2 separate regions of the Mus musculus genome follow, and region 2 is linked to region 1. A link is a loop called in an ENCODE intact Hi-C map of the cell type or tissue named here. Cell type or tissue: heart. All regions are shown on one strand. Each heading gives the region's core, and the rest is flanking DNA. Links, peaks and the distances in the headings are about the cores only.

The links. A loop is a pair of places that touch in the nucleus more often than their neighbours do. Peaks named below come from ENCODE experiments on the same cell type or tissue, not always from the same donor. Only the 100,000 strongest peaks of a DNase experiment are listed, where the experiment ranks them.
Region 2: a loop joins it to region 1, with 3 times the contacts of the local background. A loop is called at or near these places in 1 of 42 quality-filtered maps.

The regions. Positions count from the first base shown.
Region 1 is chr11:76,785,631-76,792,885 of GRCm38, forward strand. It overlaps Cpd (carboxypeptidase D), which reads right to left. Exons shown (of 21, transcript NM_007754.2): 14 at 7,106-7,241; 15 at 6,234-6,365; 16 at 5,365-5,460; 17 at 5,197-5,261; 18 at 641-772. Among named protein-coding and RNA genes, the nearest start is that of Gosr1, 26 kb to the left of the region's middle. In heart, for the core only: a CTCF peak has its summit at 3,826 (motif pointing right); no DNase peak of the experiment used is centred there.
Region 2 is chr11:76,842,950-76,850,204 of GRCm38, forward strand. Cpd (carboxypeptidase D) reads right to left here and starts at 4,059. Exons shown (of 21, transcript NM_007754.2): 1 at 3,275-4,059. The coding sequence starts at 4,017. In heart, for the core only: a CTCF peak has its summit at 3,991; DNase peaks (open chromatin) are centred at 2,812, 3,282 and 4,122; H3K4me3 peaks cover 2,142 bases; H3K27ac peaks cover 2,182 bases.

The sequences.
Region 1 (7,255 bases), core at 2,518-5,017:
GCTTTCCTTCCATGGCAACACTGACTGACTATGTGCGCTTGAGCTTGAAGAACAAGAAGCTCCCAATTCTATCAGAGTAATGGTCTGTGAGCGCATGGCATCTGTGGCATCAACAAAAAGATGGACAAACCTCAGGCTAAGGGATGGCTCAGAGGAGAGCAAGCTTTCCACTACAGTGGGAGGACTGGAGCTCAGATCCCTATAACCCATGTCAAAGGCTAGGTGAGCAAGCCAGCCCACCTGTAATTCAGTGCTCGGGAGGCAGAGGCAGGGGACCCTGGGACAAGTTGGCTAGACAGATTAGTGAGGTTTGGGTACATCGAGACATGTGTCTTAGTATGTATAGTAGAAAGTGACCTCAACCTTTGACATGTACACATGTGATAGCCCATGTGTGAACAGCATACACACATACTCACACATTCTCTCTCTCTTTGCCTCTCTGCCTCTCTCTCTCTCTCTCTCTGCCTCTCTCTCTCTCACACACACAAAGAACAAAATTCTTCTTTCTATATACATTTAAAAATGTTTTAATAAAGGTTTTCATTGAATACACTCCTGTGATGAAGCCCAGCATGCATGAGGCTCAGGGTTTGATCCTCAGTATCAGAGGGAAGCAAACAACTCAAAACCAGCTCACCTCCACCAGCATGCTAAGGAGAGACTTCTTGTTCTCTGCCCATAGGGCAGGGAGCTGAGCTGCACTTGGGAAGTAGCAGCAGCTTGTGTATACCGTGATTTCTGGGCAATGGCCATAGGTGACACTATAATCCTGGAATATAAAGTCCAGAGTCAAATTAGTACATGTGAAAATTAACTTTGTAAACAAATGAACTAAAAGGAAAATGTGTGATGTAAGCAGCTTTTGTGATAAGTCTTACAACAAATATAAATAAATCAGCATGTACAATAAGGGTCCCTTGAGGACAGTGACTGTCTTGTCCACTCTGATGTAGCAGTGCCTCCCATGGTGCCTGTAGGACAGACAGTGTACTGGGGTTTGCTGCACAAATGAGTCCACGTGGAGAGCCAGCTTGCCTTTCAACTCTCCAACTCCCACTGTTGCTACCCTGGCACTAGAGGTAAAGGACAAGTACTTGTCCTGATCCTTCCAGTCTGAGCCTGCTGTGACAATGGCCACTGCTATAGTGGAGCACTTGGTCAAGTGCAGGAACCAGGTATGCAGACAGATTCCAAACTCTACTTACCACCTCCCCCGAAACTCTCCCGCTTACCTAATGATATTAACTTTCTCACATTGTCAACAAACTTTTTTTGTTATAATTTTTTTCTTATTTTTGAGATTATAATGTAACCACATAATTTTTCCCTTCTCTTTTCTCCCTCCAAACCCTTCCATGTATCCCTCCTTGCTCTCTTTCAAATCCATGGCTTCTTTTGACATTGATTGCTGTTGCCTACGTTATGTATATACATATAGATTTCTAAATATAACCTGCTCAGTCTATATACTGTAACTAATATGTATGTTTCAAGGGATGGCTATAATCAATTGGTGTGCTGTTCCTTGGGGAATACTATATCTCCAGCTCTAACCATTTCTAAGTTGCCCACAGTTCTTTGTATAGGGTTGAGGCCCTGTGTTTTTCCCCTACCCACTTTGGCATGTCTATTGTACTTGTCCTTGCTCGGCTCATTTTTAGGCAATTACATTGGTGAGATTTTTATAGTTTATAAAAACTATAAAAGACACAATCTCACAGCAAACTCCTCTGACCTTACAATCCTTCCCTCTCTTTTGCAATGTTCTCTGAGACTGTAAGTGCTAGACTTGTTTTCTAGATTTATCTATTGGGACTGGACTCTGCAACTCTGCATTTTGATTGGTTGTAGTTTTCTGTAATGGTGTCTCTATGTTGATGAAGGGTGAGGACGTTTATCTGTGATATAAGGATAAATAATTAGAATGTAGTAAGTGTTCATGCTGGTTTAGTAAAGTGGGTGGTTGTGGATTCTCTAAGACCTCACTAGCTAAATAGTTAATTAGGTTTCTAACATTACTCGTGGTTTCCTTCTTGTTGAACCTGTCTTAAGTCCAGTTGGAGAGCTGTTGGTTACCACTAAGGTATTTATGCCACTACTGCATCCTTAGGGTTATTGTGCCAGAAACTCCATTTTGATTTGATTCACTATTATCCATAATTTCCAAATGCTGTCACTGCACTTCAGTATCAAAACTAAAGCTTTAATGCTTGATTCATATCCTATTGTCACTTGTCTAGATTATTTCAAACCAGTTTCTTTGCAGTGTCTCCTCCCAAAGTATCCTAGCTCACTATTAGCACAACTCAGATCACGTTCTTGCTCAAAGACTATATTCTTGCTCAAGACCTTCAGTGACTTTCCATTCCTTATTAAAACATACCAATTCAGAATTCTAAACTCTTTTCCTTCTTGTCTCTATTTGGTAAAGGCTACTCAGTAAACTGCTTACTGGTCTCTGCATATGCCACCTTCTCTTTCTGAGCATCCTGCGTCACTTTTTCTGCATCACAGACATTAGCCTTCACATAAAGGGAAGGCTGTGGCTCTGTGGCTCTGACTTGGTATAACATTTTCTATCTTTAAATTTTCATGATATCTGGAAAGATGCTCTCTTCTAGATCAAATCAATTAATTCTGAAACAGCTACTTGTTTGATAGGCATTGGAAAATATTTTATCATTAATACAGCAAGATGCTCCCACATAGTAAATTCCTTAAACATTTTTTAGATGTATTTTATGTATATGTGTGTTTTGCCTGCATGTACCTATGTGCACCACATGTGTGGAGTGCCCACAAAGGTCAGGCATCCGATTCTCTGGCACTGAACCAGAAGTACCTGAGAGCCGGCATGTTCCCAGCATGTTGGTGTTGGGAACTGACCCTGAAACCTCTGGAAGAGGAGCCAGTGTTCCTAACTGCTGAACTAGCTCTGTATTCCCCCACATAGCAAACTCTTACAAAGTAAAGGAATGAATAGAAATGAAGTCAATTTCTTGTTACTCACAAGAACCAATGATCAGTTAACCACTCACTGTGTAATTGTAAGAGCACTTACTAAATGGGGTCAGAAAGAAGAGCAATCCCTAAGTCCATCCAAACAGCCTTTTATGCAGAATATGAAAAGCCAACTTCCAGTCCAGCTGGAATTGCAGAGACTCTTGAATAACCCAAACAATCCTTAAGAAGAACAGTGTCAAAAGACTTATAAATCACAGTTATAGCAAAAACAGTACAACAGCAAAAGACCAGCTGTAACCCCGTGAGATTATGTCTGGACATAAGCCCATACTTCTGTGTTCAATTGCTTTCTGAAAGGACATCAAGACCATCCAATGAGGAAAAACTCACATTTTTGACAAAAAAAACATCTAGATCCCTGCCCTCCCATGAAACTAAGCTCCTGTCTCACACTGTATACAAAACGAACTTAAACAATATTAAGAGCTAAAGCCATAAAACTCTGACAAGAAAAACAGAATCTTAATATGCCAACAAATCATGAGGAAGAGACCTGAATTCCATCCCAGGCCCACATGGTGGGAGGAGAGCACTGACGCCCACAGGCTGTGCTCTTGTTTCCACAAGTGGCGCATGCTCACTTCCACCTCCAAATAAACGTAATTCTTAAAAGTTAAAACATTAGCCTATAGGATGGGAGCTGGAACTATTTGTAAGTCATGAACATGAAAAGGATTTAATATGTGGACTATATAGAAAACTAACAATCCAATTGGTTAAAAAAATTTAATTTCATTCTTACTTTATGTGTGTGGATGCTGTTTTGCCTGCATGCATGTGTATGTATGTGCAGTATCTAATGAGGCCAGTAGAGGGCACTGGACCTCCTAAGATTGGAGTTACAGATGTTTGGTTATTAGCCATCATGTGAGTTCTAGGAATTGAACCTGGATCCTTTGGAAAAGTGACTAGAGCTCTTAACCATCTCTCCAGCATCCCAATTAAAAATTTAAAATTAACATTGTGTGTGCATCCATGTCATGGTAAACTTGTAGAAGTTGTTTCTTTCTTTTCACTACGTGTGTTTTGGGGACTAAACTCAGGTCCTAAAGCTTGGCAGAAAGCACCTGTACCCTCTGAGACAGCCTGCTGGCCCAAACCTAATTGTAAAGTGGACAGAAGATCTGGATAGATAACTTCTTCAAAGAAGCCATACAAATAACCAGCAAGCACATACAAAGTCAGTCAAATGTCATTAGCCATTGAAGAAATGAAAATGAAAACCACAGCGAGATGATGTTACATCTGATAGGATACGCAAATTAGAATCACAGGCATTTCTGAGCATACAGAGAAGATGGAGTCCTTGAATGCAGCTGATAGGTGTAAGATGGTAGAGATGCTACAGAAGAGCTTGGTGGTTCTTCAGAGCATTAAAAATGGAAATAAAGTAATATTCAGTAATAATATCCAGTAATGCCGCTCCTAGGTCTCTACCTAGACAGAGTGAAAACTCAGGCCTAACAAAACTATATACTTTTGTCTATCAACATATAAGTTGATAAACAAAAGATGCTATATATAACGGAATAATATTTTGTTCTAAAGGTATGTGATATGTGCTATAAAATGGATAAACTTCAAAAAATTATGTTAACATAAGAAGTTAGATACAGAGCTGGGCGTGGTGGTGCACACCTTTGATACCAGCACTCGGGAGGCAGAGGCAGGTGGATTTCTGAGTTCGAGGCTAGCCTGGTCTACAAAGTGAGTTCCAGGACAGCCAGGGCTACACAGAGAAACCCTGTCTCAAAAAAGGGGGAAAAAAAAAAGAAAAGAAATTAGATACAAAAGGATTAACAGGTAAGTTTACTTAGGAGATATTTAGAATGGGCAAATTCCTAGAGACAGAAGCAGCAGTTGCCAGGGGCTGTGGGGAGAGAGAACAGGGAGTCGCTCACTGCTTGACTGGTACAGGTGCAGTCTGAGGTAATGAAAACAATTAGAAGTAGACTTGTAGTGGTTGGAAATAAGTATAGTTAGTGCTACTAAGTTATACAATTGAGAATGCTTAAAATAGAAGATTACAGCCAGGTTAATTTAAGGCCTAAGCATGTCAAGGAAGTCACAAGGCAGATGCCAGATGCCAGTCACTTTTCTATCTTAGCTTTCTGCTCAATGACCAGCATTCTTCAGCCCATCTAACCATGCTCGCTCTCCAAAGCATACCTTCATGCTGCCCAGGTGACTGTGCCACTCGGCTCCCCGCATCACTCCTCCAGGTATGTTCTCATCTATAAAAACCATTGTGAGATGTAGGGTCAACAAGCCCAAAGACTCTCCTGTCCCCAAAACAATCAACCAAAACAAGTAACCCAGCGTAGGGGAAGTACCTACCTGAATTATTTGGGCAACTGGGCTGACCCATGTGCATTGATGGATGGTTATTTGCATAAAGAGATGCCAAATGCTTTAAAGTTTCTTTGTTTTCCACTACCAAAAAGAAAAAATTGAAAGTCAGTGGAAAAATTGAAAAGATTTTTTTCTCAAGTTTAGTATCGTGGATTCAGGTCTTCTTTTCTCCTTTCTAGCAAGTTCTGCACCCACTGAAGTTTACTGAGAAGTTATCATAAATAACAACATTGATTTGTTTAGTGTTAGACAATCTTACTTAGGAGCAAACATCTTCTTTACATTAAAAAAATACTAATGGTAAATTTACAATAGGCCTCTATACTAAGATACAATATTCTTTTGGTCTTATTGTACCTAAATTATGGACAACTGGGGCCTAATAACAATATTCCTTGTAAGCTACATCGAAACAACTCAAACTGTCTGCATTTTCCATGACCTGGGGGAGATTCAACAAGCAAGTGTTGAGCTTACCACAAGGCACAGCCCACTAGGCAGGGTGTCAAGCGTGGGAGGGAGTGGTTAGACTGTTACTATGAGCACTGACACTGTGCCAGACTCGCTTTTGTATTCTCAAAATCTACAAACAGGAATTTCTCAAAACCTGACAGCTTTTGAGAAAGTAGAGCTTACTGAACAGGTATGACCAGATGCTGCCACTCGGCCTCCGTCGGGTCTTCCCTCTCCAATCTGCCTGAATTCTTTACGTGCAGTAGGATAAGGCTGATTATTTGAGCATAAAGCAAAGCAAATGCTCATTACTGAAGAACTTTTAGGAGGAACATTACTTAGTGACTTGGAAAGTCCTACCAGGATTAAATACCACATGTGAAAACCGATCCTCAGCATACCTGTCTGCACTGGTTTATCATACGGATATGTGACCAGCACAGAACCACCATCTAAGGCAATGGAAAGACTGAAGTCCTGCTTTTGAATCAAGTTTTCGATGATGGCTTTGGTCTCAGGCTGAGAAGCATTACCTAAAAACAGAAAAGTTAAAGATAAATATCAAGTTTTAATTTTTGTGAAAGTATAAAAAAATACTCTATTTGAATTCCATCACTATGCTGGCTTACAAAACCTCTAGGTAGCTAGGCAGTGGTGGTGCATGCTTTTAGTCCAAGCCCTTGGGAGGCAGAGGCAAGTAGATCTCTTGAGTTCAAGACTGATCTACAGAGTGAGTTCCAGGATGGCCAGGGCCACACAGAGAAACCCTATCTAGAACAACAACAACAACAACAACAACAACAACAACTAAAAATGTGTGGGCAATTGTCTCACTATATGCTGCCTCAACCAAGAAAAGACATTCTCAGAGGGAGGTTATTCCAAGCTGTGCATAGTTTGAGATAATGTGTGCACATTAGGACATTACATATAACAGCATGCATGTATGCTGTGTGTGCACATATTCGGAAGGGTAGAGAAATAGAGGGCCTTTGCTACCTTCTATAGGCACTGGAACACCCCAATAATCTCCACTACGTTTCTTTTAAAAACCACACACACACACACACACACACACACAACTTCAATTACTTTTGCTAAGTGAAAGAAAAAATGTTTAAAATGTTTTCTGAATGTCTGTATTGATTTACACTTCACACTCATAGCCTACATAAGTAAGCACCGCATTCGTCACTCACAAAGTGGGGCTGACCAATCTCCTTGCACAGAAAGACTCTTCAAAAGCACTAAATGGCCTAAAGTTTAGACCTACTTGTAAAGTCTGTGTCCAGGTCTTTGCCATGAGCATTTGTGTGCCCAGTCTTTGAGGTGCAGTCTTTCTCTTGAGCACGCTCTCGCCCATCTGGATTCAGAGAGGGAACAATCACAATTCTAGTCCTGTCAACCAACTAAAATGAAAAAG
Region 2 (7,255 bases), core at 2,640-5,139, 57 kb after region 1:
GTTAGTAATCTATGAGAGTAATTAAATGTGATTCTCTGTATTCTAATTACATAGTTTTAAGATACAATGTCACTCTTCTGGGGACAATGTCAAAACAAAGCAATACCTGTCACAGTAGCTGTAAGGCTACTCTTTAGTATCTTTGTCAAAGAGCGATCATTTGCAATCTTATTTGAAAGATGTTTTAAGATTTCCACTCAAATCCTCAAGTGTTTGACTTCAGTATCATAAGATTTAAAGAAGTCGCTAAATATACCATATTAAAAATAATAATCTTTATAGATTTTAAAAATTAACTTTGAAATTAACTTTATTATATTCTTCCTATAGCCCTATAAACAACCTCTTTAAAAATGGAGAATTTGATATTTGGATAACAATAAAGACTCGAAAATACTATACATCATATACAATATCCCTCAAAAATAATCTGAATTAGCCGGGCGTGGTGGCACACGCCTTTAATCCCAGCACTCGGGAGGCAGAGGCAGGTGAATTTCTGAGTTCGAGGCCACTCTGGGCTACAGAATGAGTTCCAGGACAGCCAGGACAATACAGAGAAACCCTGACTCCAAAAAAAAACAAAAAACAAAAAACAAAAACAAAAAAGAAAAAAGAAAAAAATCTGTATCCACACCCAACATGATGATAACATTCTTTATTAAGTATAGCAAAGGTTGGGATGTAGGTCAATGGTAGAATGCTTTCCAGGCCCCGAGGCTCAACCCTCATAAACCAAAGAAATGTCTTAAGAGTTTTTCTCTCTTTTCTCCCTCATCCCTCACCTTTCAGTTCAGGGCCCCACGTAGATGAGGAAGGCACTCCACTACTGAACTATAAATGTCAGCATGGAAAAACTTCATATGCACTGGGAGGAGGTGGTGGACACCTTTAATTCCAGCTCTTGAGAGGTAGGTTTCTCTGAGCATAAGGCTTGCCAGCCAAGGCCACACAGAGAAACCCTGTCAAGAAGAGAGAGAGACAGACAGAGAGAGAGAGAGAGAGAGGAAGAAAGAGAGAGAGAGAGACAGAGAGAGCAAGAAAGAGAGAGAGAGAGAGAGAGAAGGAAGGAGTTGGATGAAAGGAATATCAGGACGTCGCTGAAACAACTTACTTCACAAAACACATTTAAAAGTATAGTTTTCTCACATAGACTAATGTCTGTGTTTTTCTTTTTAATATCCCTTTTTAATATTTGGAAGAGTTAAGCAGAGAGTGAATTTTTGCCTTGAGACTATCAGTATCACCCCAGGAAAATTCTTCACATTTGGCCACAACAGAACAACCAAAGATAAAGTCCCTGCAAGAGGTGTTATGGGACATTTTTAAACACCCAAGCAATGCAAACAGTGCAGGTGATACAGTTTCTCAAAAAAAAAAAAAGCCCTAGCTGGCAATGGCAAGCACCTTTAATTCCAGCAGAGGCACAAGTATCTCTGTGAATTTGAGGCCAGCCACCCGGTCTACCTGGTGAATTTCAGGCCAGCCAAGTCTATATAGTGAGACCCTGTTTCAAAACAACAACGAAAAGTAAAATAAAAAGGCCTGCTTGTCGTAGCACCTGACAGTTTAAGGGCCATATCAAAATCAAACTTGTGCAGATGTTCAGAAGTCTAACATGGTCAGGGAGAGGAAACTGTCCTACAACATCTAAACAGGATAAGCATCTACAGGGGACCTTCTACACACTAGTAAAGTCAAAGGCAGATGACTAAAACCATCTGGAACGATCATAATGTCCACAATTTTCTAGATTTCATAATATATGACTGACATCTTACAAAAGACATCACTTCAGGAGGGCTGTATGTAGCTCAGTTGGTACAGTACTTGTTAGCATGCATGATGCCCTGGGTTCAACCCCAGGCACGGCATAAAGCAAGGCTGGTGGCACATGCCTGTAATCTCAGCTACGGCAAAAGTAGGAAGATCAGGAGCTCAGGTCATACCTGGCTACATAGCCTGTCTGTAGCCAGTCTGGGCTACATAAGAAATGATTCCAAGTCTCACAGAGAAACGTCTTTCTTCATCTTTACCTTCAGCTCATCTGCCAGTCAAAAAAACCTTCAACTCATGATACAAAGATCCCAACTACCGCCCTCAAAAGCCTTACGAAGATACACATAGGGAATATGCTGGCACAGCTGGTGCTCTAGAAAGGAAAGAGGTACAGGTTTACTTCAGACAAGAAGACTCTATCTGGAGTAAGTACCATCTTCCTCCATTCCTCCTTCCTCTTACTATTCATCTCTGAAGAGTTAGATCATAGCCCCTCTCCAAGAGATATGTTTGCAGCTCATGCACATTTTGTCATGGGGCACAGTTTCTGTCAAGTTTTAACTGAGTAAACCTCTCATATGTAGTTATAACAGCTCTTGTTACATACTAGGTTTTGAAGGTCCTCATACTTCTACTTTTTACCTTTTAAAACCCCACGCGGGCTGGAGAGCTGGCTCAGCCCGTTAAAGGCTAGGCTCACAACCAAAAATATAAAACCCCACAGGGTGCTTAAATGTTACCGATGTCAATGTCTGGCTGTACTACCGCAGTAAGAAAGAGTACAGCTGGCATCAGAAATGAAGCAGTTCTGATCTGTGGGGGTTTCCCCTTATTCCATACTCCCCTAAGCAAAATCAGAAGTAAAGGCAGGAGAATGGGTTTCTATCCAGTAGCAGAGGAAGTGACTGGGGGTGTCGTTTGCTATTTCTGAACTACATTCTGTCTCCCTGGCAGTGGAGCACTGAGTAACCAGGCTTAGATTCCCCGATGTTAGTCAACCAGTCTGCCCTTCAATTTCCCCGTATGCAAAACAAGAGTACCAGTGGTGTCTAGAGGATATGAGTGGTGTCTAGGTCGCCCGGTTGTGGTCAACATCGAGTGACATAATGCAGTCGCAGAAAGTGCTTGCCACAGTGCTTCTAGTGACAAGCTTAGCTACATACATAATGAAGGTGCTAACTTAGGAATCCTTAAAATCCGTACCCGTTGCTCATATACGATGGTCTTTCAAAAATAGGGATAGAATGGGAGGGGGGAAAAAGCCCCCCGGCTTGCCCTGCACAAATGACAGCCACAAGCAGGCTTCTTTACAGTTAGCAAGAGGAAGAGGTACTGCAACCTGGCCTCCGTTCCAGTTACTGGGTGTCACTCTCCACACCGACTGCCCCCGACCCCTTAGGCTGGCAAGCACTGTTTGGGCGCCTGCTGGCTGTCAAAATAAGCCTCCTGGCCTCGAAGGCTCACGTGGGACCGAAAGCAGTCAGGCAACGCTTACTTGTTCCTGCGGATCCAGTCGATGAGGGCGCGCACCTCCGGCACCTCATCCAGGGAAGGTGGCTCGCCGGTGCTGAACTGGTCAGGGAAGCTGCGGTTGAGGTCGCGGCCTCGGCTGTTGTCACGGCCGCTGGTCCCAGGCGGGCCGCTGTCGCCGAGGCCGCAGTCACCCTCGCGGGCACGTTCGAAGCCATCCGGGTTCAGGCTGGGCAGCAAATACACGTCGGTGGTGTTGAGCAGGCGGACCAGGCGCGGGTCCCCGCGGCGGTAGCCCGACGCCAGCTCGCGGGCCAGGTAGACCAACACCTGGCGTGACACCGTCTCGTCGCCGTGCATGTTACCCACCAGCTTCACCTGCGGCCGGCCGGGCAGCAGCGGCCCCGCGGCGTCCAGCCCCGCGGCGGCGGTGGGCGGCGGCCCCAGGCCCGCTGTGAGGCGCAGCACCCACAGCGGCCGGCCCTCCACCGAGCTGCCGATGCTGAAGAGACGCGCCAGGCCGGGTGGCCCCGCGGCCGCCGCCGCTTCCAGCGCCTCGCCCAGCGCCGCTTCGTGGTAGTAGTGGTCAAACTGGCCCTCGGCCGCCTCGGAGCCGCCAACGGTTGTCGTGGTCGCCTCAGCCTTCTTGATGTGCGCCGCCTGGGCCGAGCTCCTCAGTAGCAGCAGCAGCAGCAGCAGCGGTGGCGGCGGCAGCAGACGCAGGCGTCCCAGCCGCCAGGGCGGCCGCTCATCCCGGCCGCTCGCCATCTTCCAGCAACGCCGCTAATACCGCTCCGCTCCAGCGGCTCCACACTCCGGGAGGCGGCAGCCCGCCGGATCCCCTCCGCGCCTAGCAACCCCATCCCGCCTTCCAGCCTTAGCCAATCGTAGCCTTGAATGCTTGGGTGTCACTCTAGGGGGCGGGGCTTTCCTTAAAGCGGACGATTTTCCCTCTGGGCGTGTCTCCACTCCAGTCCTTAGGGACTTTAGTCGCTTTCCTTTCCTCCACTAAGGTTCTACCCTCTGTCTTCCCGCCTCCCTATTTCCTCTTCTACTTCTCTCGTTTTGTTTTGTTTTGTTTTGTTTTGTTTTGTTTTTTGCTCAGTCTCTTCTTTATGGCTTCTCCTCTGAAATTCTCTGAGAGCTTTTACTAGCCCCCTTCTTCGTTGCAGCATTTCTTAGCTACGCTTTAATGCTTTAGAGTCAGTAATCAAAAGAATCGAAAGGTTCCAAAGATTAAAGGACTCTTGAGAAAATCAGGAAGTTAGAAAGAATCTTAATCTCCTTGGAGAATCAAAGACCTCCTTAGTCCCATCTCCTTTGCACCTTCCTCCCCGCCCCCCCCCCATCCCCCTTGATCGGTTCTGCCTGGGCTTGAGCCCATCTGCCTACATGCAGTTGAAGAGAATGAGACACCTCATAAAGCAATCAATTCTATTTTTGATTTGTCGCGTGACTAGGTATCTCCTTTATTAAGTGGAAACTTCCATAGTAGGCGCCCTCTGTCTTAATGTGGTCTTAATTGGCCATTCAAAAGTGTTGGATTGTAACTATCTTCTTTGTGTGCTGGTCTCTGCTCTCACTGAGGAGATATCGTTTTTTAGTGACCTTACCCTCCTCTCACACTTCTTTTGAGTAGGAGCATCTAGATCACCTCTATACAGCCATAGCTATAGTTTTGGAATGCTGTCTTTAAGAGATAGATTTGCCATGTCTAGAAATACCTGCTTGGCAAGTGTACTTCCCCCAAGGTATTTGGGTAAGTCCAGAAAAACCTAACCTTCCAAGTAAAGTTTAATCACGTTAGCTTGAAGAAATTTGAAGTTTGGCAATCCTTTTATCAAGCGTGAAATTCTAACCCATCTAATGACATAATTGTGATAACCATTATCATTCCCTTCTTTCGGTGCTGGATGGTTCGAGTTTCTGAACTCTAATTGAATCTTCATAGAGCCCGTGGAATTCACTGATTACTGAGTATTTATTGAGTAATTGGTGTCTGTCAAAGCTAGAAGCTGGGAAGCAAGGCATTGCTTGCATAGTTAGAGATCCAATGCAGGGATGAACAATGCAATACATCTGTGGGGACATTCCTGAGGAAAACCTCATTCAGTCTGAGGAGAAGGCAACCAAGAAGCTAGGGAAGAAGCCAAGATGGGAGTGAAGAATTCTGGATAGAAGGAGGAGCATGCACGGGAGGTTGGAAAGTTTACGAGCAGAGCCTAGGTGTTCTAGAATTGTTTGTAGGTTCAGGTTACTGGTGAAGGGGATCACAGAGGTATCAATAAAGAGCCAAGGATGGGTTTGAAGCTAATTTAGAAAAATCTCCCCCTGGCAGTAACTTGAAGAACAGAATAGGCAATCTTAAACATGAGGCCAAGAGACCCACAAGAAGCACATAATCCAAGAAGGTACTGAGTCCTTGAACAAGGATGGAGCTGGTGGAAATGGAAAGAAATGGCTGGAAATGACTTTAGGGGTGAAATGGGACAGTTCCTGCGGACCCAGAGAGAGGATGGCAGGCTGGCTCCAAATTGAACATTGCCATGGTAACAAGCAGTGCTGTGTGAAACTATTCCTGCAGAGACATGAACAAATGTCTGCTCACCACAGATATGGAACCAATGACAGACCAAAGCAAGGATACTACTAAAATTCAACTTGGTGAATCAATGAATTTTATTGATGTTACTTACAGGAATATGAGTCAGGGGTTGCTTACAGGAGCAGAAATCACTCAAAGACAATAGCTGCATCGCCAAAAGCCCACTCCACATGGGCGATGGCTCATAAACTGGAAAACTGGAGGGCACTACATAACTTGCAGGCAGTACAACAGGTTGATAGTGCATCTAGCAGTCAATTCAGTTGGCTTCAGCATCCTCTAGACAGGTGGTCTCTGCATCCTCCCAGAGCCTCTTCTAGGTACCTCAGCAGATCTGAGAGTGTGTCTTAGTAGTCTTTACTGCTTATATGCTTAGAGAGGGAGGAGTCTAGTGAATCTGGTCAGTTTCAGGGACTTCCTGAAGAGGCTGAAGTGTTTACTTCTGGGGCTAATGAAGCTTTCCAGCAAGATGGAAAGCTTCCCCTCCTCCTTTAGCATTCTGTACCTTAACATGTGACCCTCCGAGATAGAAGGTTTTGATCTTGGAGGAAATTGCTACAGAACACACAACCACTCTAGTTTTGAGAATACTTCTTCTTTTTGTCCCATTAGTCGAGGCTGTATGCTGCACAAGGGCTGTAACTCATCTGAAATAAAGCCCCAGCTCCATGCAGAGAGACCCTCTTCTCCTCTGGGAGTACTTCATCATTACACTGTGCAGTTTTGCAATCACCCAAATGGAAAGAGCCCAGGGGACATATTAACCTCTAATCAAATATTTCCTTCTCTATCATTTTCTATCATTCTTTGGACGGCCTTGGCAGGGCTGCTTCACCTAGGAAGGGTGGCTGAAACACAAATAAACAAGCATCAGTGGAATAATGGTATGTAACTTGAGTCAGTGCCCTCCCTGGCATCCTTAGGCCTCCCACAGTGCAGACCTGGGCTCTGAAAGGACTGGAGCCTTCTTCCTTCCAAGTACAACTTGGCTCTGTCATGAAACCCAAAGCTGCAGACCAGGTCACGGCTCAGTGAAGGGGCATAGAGGGGAGGAGGGCTGGCTTTGTAGTTACCCACAGCTGAATGCTGCCCTCTGTTCCAGAAGCCTGGGAGCTTGTGGCAGGTGTCCTTTTCCTACTCTGCCTCCCACAAAAGCAAAGCCTTGGCTCACAAATAACAAACTTGGAGTGGCTTCTTTTTTCACAGTAGCTGAGTGGTAAAAATCTGGATTTTTAAAAAACAGGGTAGAAGCTTGTGGATAGCCAGCCTATTCCATAACTACTTTCTTCAAAAAGATTTGTGCATAATTAAAACAGAATGATTATACACTTGTAAACGTCTCGTTGTCTGGCATAACACCTACACACTTATAAACTTAATATGGCAAGCATTTATGGAGCA